Linked DNA regions of Homo sapiens: regions 2 and 3 are each linked to region 1. Evidence: chromatin loops called from intact Hi-C (ENCODE). Cell type or tissue: PC-9. All regions are shown on one strand.

Evidence for each region. Hi-C counts contacts between places; a loop is a spot of excess contacts. Peaks named below come from ENCODE experiments on the same cell type or tissue, not always from the same donor. Only the 100,000 strongest peaks of a DNase experiment are listed, where the experiment ranks them.
Region 2: a loop joins it to region 1, with 4 times the contacts of the local background. A loop is called at or near these places in 18 of 110 quality-filtered maps.
Region 3: a loop joins it to region 1, with 3 times the contacts of the local background. A loop is called at or near these places in 26 of 110 quality-filtered maps.

What each region holds. Positions count from the first base shown.
Region 1 is chr2:65,431,119-65,433,618 of GRCh38, forward strand. SPRED2 (sprouty related EVH1 domain containing 2) reads right to left here and starts at 1,481. Exons shown (of 6, transcript NM_181784.3): 1 at 844-1,481. The coding sequence starts at 869. RefSeq lists silencers at 1-333, 364-413, 1,184-1,383. In PC-9, no CTCF peak of the experiment used is centred here; DNase peaks (open chromatin) are centred at 393 and 1,563; H3K4me3 peaks cover 2,500 bases; H3K27ac peaks cover 2,062 bases.
Region 2 is chr2:65,281,509-65,284,008 of GRCh38, forward strand. No RefSeq gene overlaps it. Among named protein-coding and RNA genes, the nearest start is that of ACTR2, 55 kb to the left of the region's middle. In PC-9, no CTCF peak of the experiment used is centred here; no DNase peak of the experiment used is centred here.
Region 3 is chr2:65,319,557-65,322,056 of GRCh38, forward strand. All of the region lies in intron 4 of SPRED2 (sprouty related EVH1 domain containing 2), which reads right to left. Among named protein-coding and RNA genes, the nearest start is that of ACTR2, 93 kb to the left of the region's middle. In PC-9, CTCF peaks have their summits at 1,054 (motif pointing right) and 1,265; DNase peaks (open chromatin) are centred at 565 and 1,005; H3K4me3 peaks cover 1,216 bases; H3K27ac peaks cover 2,500 bases.

The DNA.
Region 1 (2,500 bases):
CCCAGGATCCCTCCGGCGGAGCGCCCCGAGCATTGTTCCCCTCGGGCCCGCGGGCCAGGCACAAGCCCGTGCACGCGCACCCGCGAGGACACTCACATACACACACACACACGCGCGCCCCCAGCGCGATGCCCCGCACGCCCCCGCCGCACACGCCTCGGTCCGCCCCGAGCCGCCCGACCCCGCAGGACGCGTGTGCCGGCCACAAGCGCGTGCACAGGCACTCACGCGCCGCGGGGCCCCTCGGGCGGCTCCAGCACGCCGGCCCGCGCGGGGACCCTGGCGCACCAGACCCCCGCGCAGCCCGCGCCTGTCCTCCTCTCGCTCCGCCGTGTTTTTTATGAATGAAAATGTGGTATGCAAATGAGAGCGATTCAAGAAAACGAAATGGCGGAGCCTAGGCCCCAGTGGGCTCCGGAGCGGACTGCAGGGCTCGCGGGGCGGCGGGAGTCACAAAGTCACTGTGCAAAAACCCACCAGCCCCGGGAAGCCGGAGTGGGGGTGTCAGGTCTTCCGCTCTAGCCGCCGAGGATTTCGGGGGCGGGGGAGCTGTAAGTCCTCCGAGAGGGAGCGGAGACCGCCGGGAGGTCACCCGCACGCCCTTGGCCCCCGGAGCTGCCACCAGCCCGCCGACCCTAGGCGTGCGCCCGCCAGCCCGCAGCAGTTTTTGCCCTCTCCTCACTTCAACAAGCAGGGAAGCCTCGCGTCCCAACGCCGAAAGGTCAGCGAGTCGCTGCACCCCACGCCAAGTTCACCCAATAAGCGTCCCCGCCCGCATCCTCAGCCCCGGCCCCCACGCTGCCCCTGAGGGGCACCCTCGTCCCACCCCGCGACCAAACTTACTCGTCTGGGTGTGTTTCTTCGGTCATTTTCTTGTTCACCTAGACGCCTGTCCCGCGGCGGGCAGCTTTGCTCCCTTCATCTTCCTGTCCGCTCGCCCCCCTTCTTCACATCTCCGGAGATCGCCTGATTTGGGGAGGGGGGGCGGCTAGAGATGAAGAGGGCGCCGCAGCAGAAGGGGAAGCAGGGCGCGGGATAGGGTTTGGGGGAAGGGGTGCAAAGGCAGGCTGCGCGGGGAGTGAACGCCGCAGCGCCGTGGGGAGAGGCGGGCGGAGGCTCCGGGGGCTCGGGAGCGGGCAGAGGGGGCGAGATTTGGGAAGGGGACGGCGGTGGGGGAGAGCAGGAGAAAAACAAGCGCGCCTCGGAGCGGCAGGGACTGCTGCGAGGAGGAGGAGAGCGCCGGCCGCGGGTGGGGGGGCTCAGTCCGGGGTCGCCCCCGGGGGGCCGGGCCAATCACGGTTCCGGGGAGCGGTCGGCGGCCGGGGGAGGTGCGCCTGGGAGGCGGTGCAGGGCGCCCCGTCCGAGCCCCATCTCTCGACTCCACCGATTTACTCCATATTGGATTCTCACCGCCGCCAACAGGAGGAGGAAGTAGGGCGGAAGCGATGACGTCTTCCCAGCGGCCAGAGGTGGTGGAGTGCAAAAAGCTTCCTACTTGCGACCGAAAAAAAGGGAGAAGAAAAAAAAAAAAACTTTGTCCCGCCTACTGAGCACGCCCCGCTTCCTCTCCCCCTCCCTCCTGGCTTCCACTCCCGGGGGAGCCGCGGAGCCGAGTTGTTTGCTTGCGCCGCGACCGTCTGGCTCCGAATCCTCCTTGATTAGGGCTCCGGGTTTTAGGAAGCCCGAGAGGAGGGAGGAGGCGGGAGCGGAGGACTCGTACACATCTGGCTCCCGTTTTTGCCCCCTCCCTCCTTCCAAACACCAAGATTAAAAATCGGGGGGTTGGGCGGGGGCAGAGATGGGAAACTCAAGGGAGGGGAGGGAGTAAAACAGCTGAAGAGGTGCTCAGGCTCAGAGGCACAACTACCCCCACCGCGGGGTGGGAAGGTAGGGGCGGCGCAGGTGCCAGGGGCTGGCTTCTCCAGCCCAACCCAACCAGAGAGGGGAGGGGGTTCGACTTTGCCAAGGTTCTGAAAGGCAGAGGCTTTTCCGTTTCACGTGAATCTTGTGATTTTTTTTCTTTTTTGTCTCAATAGAGGAATGGATTTTTGTTTTGTTTTGTTTTGAGATGGAGTCTCGCTCTGTCCTCAGGCTGGAGTGCAGTGGCGCGATCTAGGCTCACTGCAACCTCCACCTCCTGGGTTCAAGTGATTCTCCTGCCTCAGCCTCCCGAGTAGCTGCGACTACAGGCGCGCGCCACCACGCCCAGCTAATTTTTGTATTTTTAGTAGGGAGGGGGTTTCATCATGTTGGCCAGGATGGTCTCGATTTCTTGACCTCGTGATCCGCCTGCCTCGGCATCCCAAAGTGCTGGGATTATAGGCATGGGCCACCGCACCCGGCCAAGGAACGGATGTTTTTAAGAATCATTACTCATGCAAAGAAAAAGGTCAACCCAGCACAGCCCAGAAACGTTTGCATTTCCGTAGAAATTATGGAATTTCTCGCGTTAAGAAGCAGCCCCGGCCGGGCGCGGTGGCACACGCCTGTAATCCCAGCA
Region 2 (2,500 bases), 150 kb before region 1:
TAAAAATACAAAAAATTAGCCGGGTGTGGTGGTGCACGCCTGTAGTCCCAGCTACTTGGGAGGCTGAGGAAGGGGAATCACTTGAACCCAGGAGGTGGAGGTTGTAGTGAGCTGAGGTTGCACCACTGCACTCCAGCCTGGGCAACAAGAGCAAAACTCTGTCTCAGAAAAAAAAAAAAAAAATTACTTGTATTTGCATGAAAATCACTGAGTTTCAAATCTGAAGTGTTCTTCAGAGTTCTAACGTGTAAGAACACAGAGTACTATGATATTTCCCCAAGAGTATTCTGTGAGTCCCAGCTAAATGCCCTATATCCCAAGTGTGCTTTGTGGTTTAAAGAGTTAGAGAAATGCTGCAGAAACCTTCCCTGCAGCATACTAAAGTCTCAGAGATGTCCTGCAGGGAGAAAACCCAGCCGACTTTATTCAGCAAGGGATCTCTTTCTGTTTCTCTCTCTCTCTCTCCCCCTTTCTCTGTCTCTGTGTGTGTGTCTTTCCTTTCTCTCTCTCTCCCCCTCCTTCACTCCGTCCATATCCCTCCCTCTCCCTCTCTGTCCCTCTTTCCCTTTTCCTTTCTCTTTCTTCCCCCACTCTTCCTCCCTCCCTCTCCCTCTCCACTTTTTTACCTCCCCTCCCCCTCCCCCTCCTCTCTCTCTTCCCCTCTTCCTCACACCCTCCCTCTGTGGCCCACCGCCTATTAGCACTATGCAAAGCACATTCTGGGAAATCTGGGTCCTAGCCAGTAGGACAGCTGTAGTAGCTATGGTGAAATTTCACATTTCTGGGCCCTGCCTGTTTCCTCCTTTGTCAACAGCAGGTTTCCAGGTGCTAGGAATTGTCATCACTCACACTCCCTTCCTCAAGGGTTTGCTTTAGAACTAAGATTCAAGGATTATCGATGTTTTTAATATAAGAATAAGCTGTAGAATGCCAAACAACAGCAGATAGGAGGAGAGAGAAGACTAAAACTATAACTGACAAATACATTAGACTAATGAATGCAAAGAAAACCTAGAAACTGGGAGGTTATTAGTGGACATTGGTCATGACTTGTGGCCACCAACCATGGTTTGAATTCTCTTCCCATGATTAGGGATTTTTCTACATTACAAATCTTGCTTCCCTGAGGCAGAAGTCCACAACTCACCCTTCTAGCTTTTCTTGTAGCAAAGATCTGCCCGTTAGACACTCCCACTCCAGAAGCAGCTACCCAGAGGAATTGTTTCCTAGCCAGGGGTCACCACAGGCCTGGGGTTTTGAAGCAGAGCTGGGCAAGGCACTTGGTATTCAGTGCCCAGTGTCAGGGGTGTGAGTGGCAGAGACGATGTCCAGGAGGGGAGGTGGTAGGAGTCACTGCTGAAGGCCCACAGCATGGTTGGGCCTTGGTCATGACTGGGTGTCCTCCAGCTGGACTCTGCGGCAACCTGGAGATTCTGTGAACTCCTACATATTCTTTACTAGTTTATTTCTGCTTAAATCATCCAGGGCAGGGTAGGGTTTGTTGCTTGCAGCTAAGACCCTGACTAATATAGGTAAATCCTGACAATATCTGGCTGGGATGCAATTCTGTCTTAAGGAAGCCAGTGCTTGGCAATGAAAGACACTGGATAGTTCCAAAACATTTAGTTCAGCAATATAGAGTGTGTTTCTTCTCTCACATGTCCAAGGTAAGAGCTCTATGTGCCATATGTAGCAGGAGCTCAATATTTATCAAATTAAAGTCAGCTTTCTCAAAAGAGAGGTGCCATCTATTTGTTCAGTCCCTTCATCCAGTGGAATGAGATTCTGACTTAAGATTTCCATGGGAGCAGAAGGTGAAAAGAGCAGACAGTGTGCTCAGCTATATCCTGCCGAGTTTGCTTTTGCACCCCATGAATACGGTAAGATTAATGAAATCCCAAATAAACTTCCAGGAAAGATGAAAGAATTTATAAATGGTAATGATGTAAAGTAAATTCACACTAGGGTTTTCCCCTTTCTTAGAGGAGCTGAGGGTGGGGTGAGGAGGGGGCTGGTAAAGGATCAGGATTTTATTTGTGTCTTCGCTGCAATAAAGCAGAAATGTTAGACACCAAGAAAGCCACTCTGAAAAGTATTTTCCTTGATCTCAGGAGAATGTGGAATTATTTAATAAATCAACAAGTCCAAGATCAAGGTGCCAGAAAAATAAAAAAGTATATTGCAGGGAAAAGCCCAAAAAAATTAAAAAATGATTAAATAGGCGGGCGCCGTGGCTCAAACCTGTAATCCCAGCATTTTGGGAGGCCGAAGCAGGTGGGTCACTTGAGTCCAGGAGTTCGAGACCAGCCTGGACAACATGGTGAAACCCCATCTATACTGAAAATACAAAAATTAGCTGGGTGTGGTGTGCATCTGTAATCCCAGCTACTAGGGAGGCTGAGGCATGAGAATCACTTGAACCTGGGAGGTGGAGGCTGCAGTGAGCCGAGATCACGACACTGCACTCCAGCCAGAGTGACATAGACTGAGTAAAAAAAAA
Region 3 (2,500 bases), 110 kb before region 1:
GTTTGTCACTTGGGTGCACTTTCCCTTCACTATGGATTCCTTCCAAAGCAGTCCCACAGGCACCACACTCCTGGCTTCTCTCTACCCCTTACTCCTCCCCAGGTTCCCTCCTCTTCCTCACAAACAACTCTTCTTGGTGTCATATGTGTGAGTGCTTATGGTGTGCCAGGCCCTGAGCTACTTGTGGACACGGTTCCTCAGCATGGCCAGCAGGTCACAGGTAAAACACTATCTCCATGTCACACACTGGCACTAAGGGACTCTGAGAGATGGTGAATCCAGGCCATGGCAGCACAGTCACTGGCAGAGCTGGGACTGAAATGCAGCCTCCCTGACCACAAAGCCCAGGGAGATTTCTAATAGGCCCCACACACTGCTGCCTCTCACAGCCAGGTAAGTCCACTTCCAGCTCCTATGCTAAGAGGTATTTTGTTGAGATTAACACAAAACACAACTTCTCCAAGTCACAAGGTACACCCTGCTGTATACAAACCCAGGAGATGAGGAGATGATGTCTCACAGTACAAAGGTTACTACAGATCTCAATAAATACCTCTCAAATGAGTAATCAGGGCCTTTCAGTGTGATTCAAATCTCAAGAGTTAAATTCTTATCCAACAGCCACGTTACAGTCATCTATTAGGTTAGAAGTTAGCCTTGTGTTGAACATTGTAATAAGCTCTCAGTACTTAGTTCTCAGAAGCCCATTTAACACACCACGGTCACCACTGTGTTAGTCATCTGTTCACCCTAACTCAGCCTATTTTCTGTGACCCACTTTTGGGTTAACAATGTGTAGAAAGTCCTTCTGAGAAATGAGGCACATCCGGCTTTTCCTAGGACTCATTAGTCGATCAGAAATGCTACCTTCCGATATTCCCATCCCACCTCCCCAGCCCTCTCTCCCTGCACAGTCCAGTGCAAAGCTCCCCAGACATTTGTCAGAGGATGTGAGACTGAGAAAGGCCTTATCTGATGACGAATTTCTACAGTGAAGCAAGAAGGCCAGAAGACCTCGAGAGGCATGTCCACAGTCTACTGCCTCCTGAGGGCAGAGCTGAGGTTGCGTCCTAGCCGAGCCTGCAGTCTTCCAGGCCCAGCTGTTCAGGGTTGTCTGAACTCCCAGAAGATTCCATTGGAAGCCAAGGCTATTTCAGATGGATACTAACAGATGATTCTTACAAAGCAGCTAGTGTGACCTACAAACAAAAGGAATGTACTACCAGGGCATCTCCAAGAAAGGCAAAGGGGAAAAAAAATCTCCTTTTACCCTCATGCACCTCTGAACTGGCTCTCCTATAACTCTGCCCTGGTTTCCGTGGGCTGCAGAAAAGCAGCCCACCTGAGGTATGCACATACCTAATACACAAGCAAGATTCTTAAACATCTCTCTGTTATTTCTGTGCACAAGCTACTGACACCTACCAACCTACCAATCTGAAAGCTGTCACCTTCAATGAAAAAGTTGGCAATCACATGCTCCCAACTGTATCTACACTCCCCTTGCTCTCCAGTGGGGGTCTAAGAACTGTTAGGGCTTTGAAGAACAAAAGCAGAGGTCCCCTGTGACTACTCTGTGCTCGGGGACTTCAGGCTCCTAGAAGGCATGACTGCAGCATCCTGAGAGAGCAGGTCAGAGTGGGCGTTTAATGTCTCCTGCTGTGGACACTGAGGCTGGCATTGCCATCTGGCCCCAGCTGACACTGGGAGGTCTTGTGCACTATGATGCAGGGAGCACAGCCCTTGCCACCTGCAAATGTACCCTCTAAAAACACTCTTGCCTTTGGGTTTGACTCTGACTCAATGTCAATGCCTGTTGCTAAAAAGATGTCCAGCTGGGTGCAGCTGCTCATGCCTGTAATCCCAGCGCTTTGGGAGGCTGAGGTAGGAGGATCGCTTGAAGTCAAGAGTTCGAGACCAGCCTGGGCAACAAATCAAGACCCTGTCTAAAAAAAAAAAAAAAAAAAAAAAAAAGATGTCCAATTAAGAAGTGTGCAACCTAATATGAGGCACTGAACAACAGAAACGAGGGGAGTATTACAATGCTAAAAACAACAGGGTCTCAGCTCAGGCAGATTAGATTTGAATCATTCTCTGCTAATTATAAGATGATTTTGGTCAAGTTAATCTCTAACTCCAGTGTTTACATCTGTAAAATTGGGCCAAAATCTTCCTTGGGGTTATGGCAAAAATAAAATGGGATTTAAAATTTCTATTTTGCTATACATTTTTTTGAGACAGAGCCTTGATCTGTCACCCAGGCTGGAGTGCAGCGGCGGAATCTCAGCTCACTGCAACCTCCGCCTCCTGGGTTCAAGCGATTCTCATGCCTCAGCCTCCCGAGTGGCTGGGATTACAAGCACGTGCCAACACGTTTGGCTAATTTTTTGATTTTTTTAGTAGAGATGGGGTTTCACCAGGTTGCCCAGGCTGGTCTCCAACTCCTGAGCTCAGGCAATCTGCCCACCTTGTCCTCCTAAAGTGCCAGGATTACAGGGAT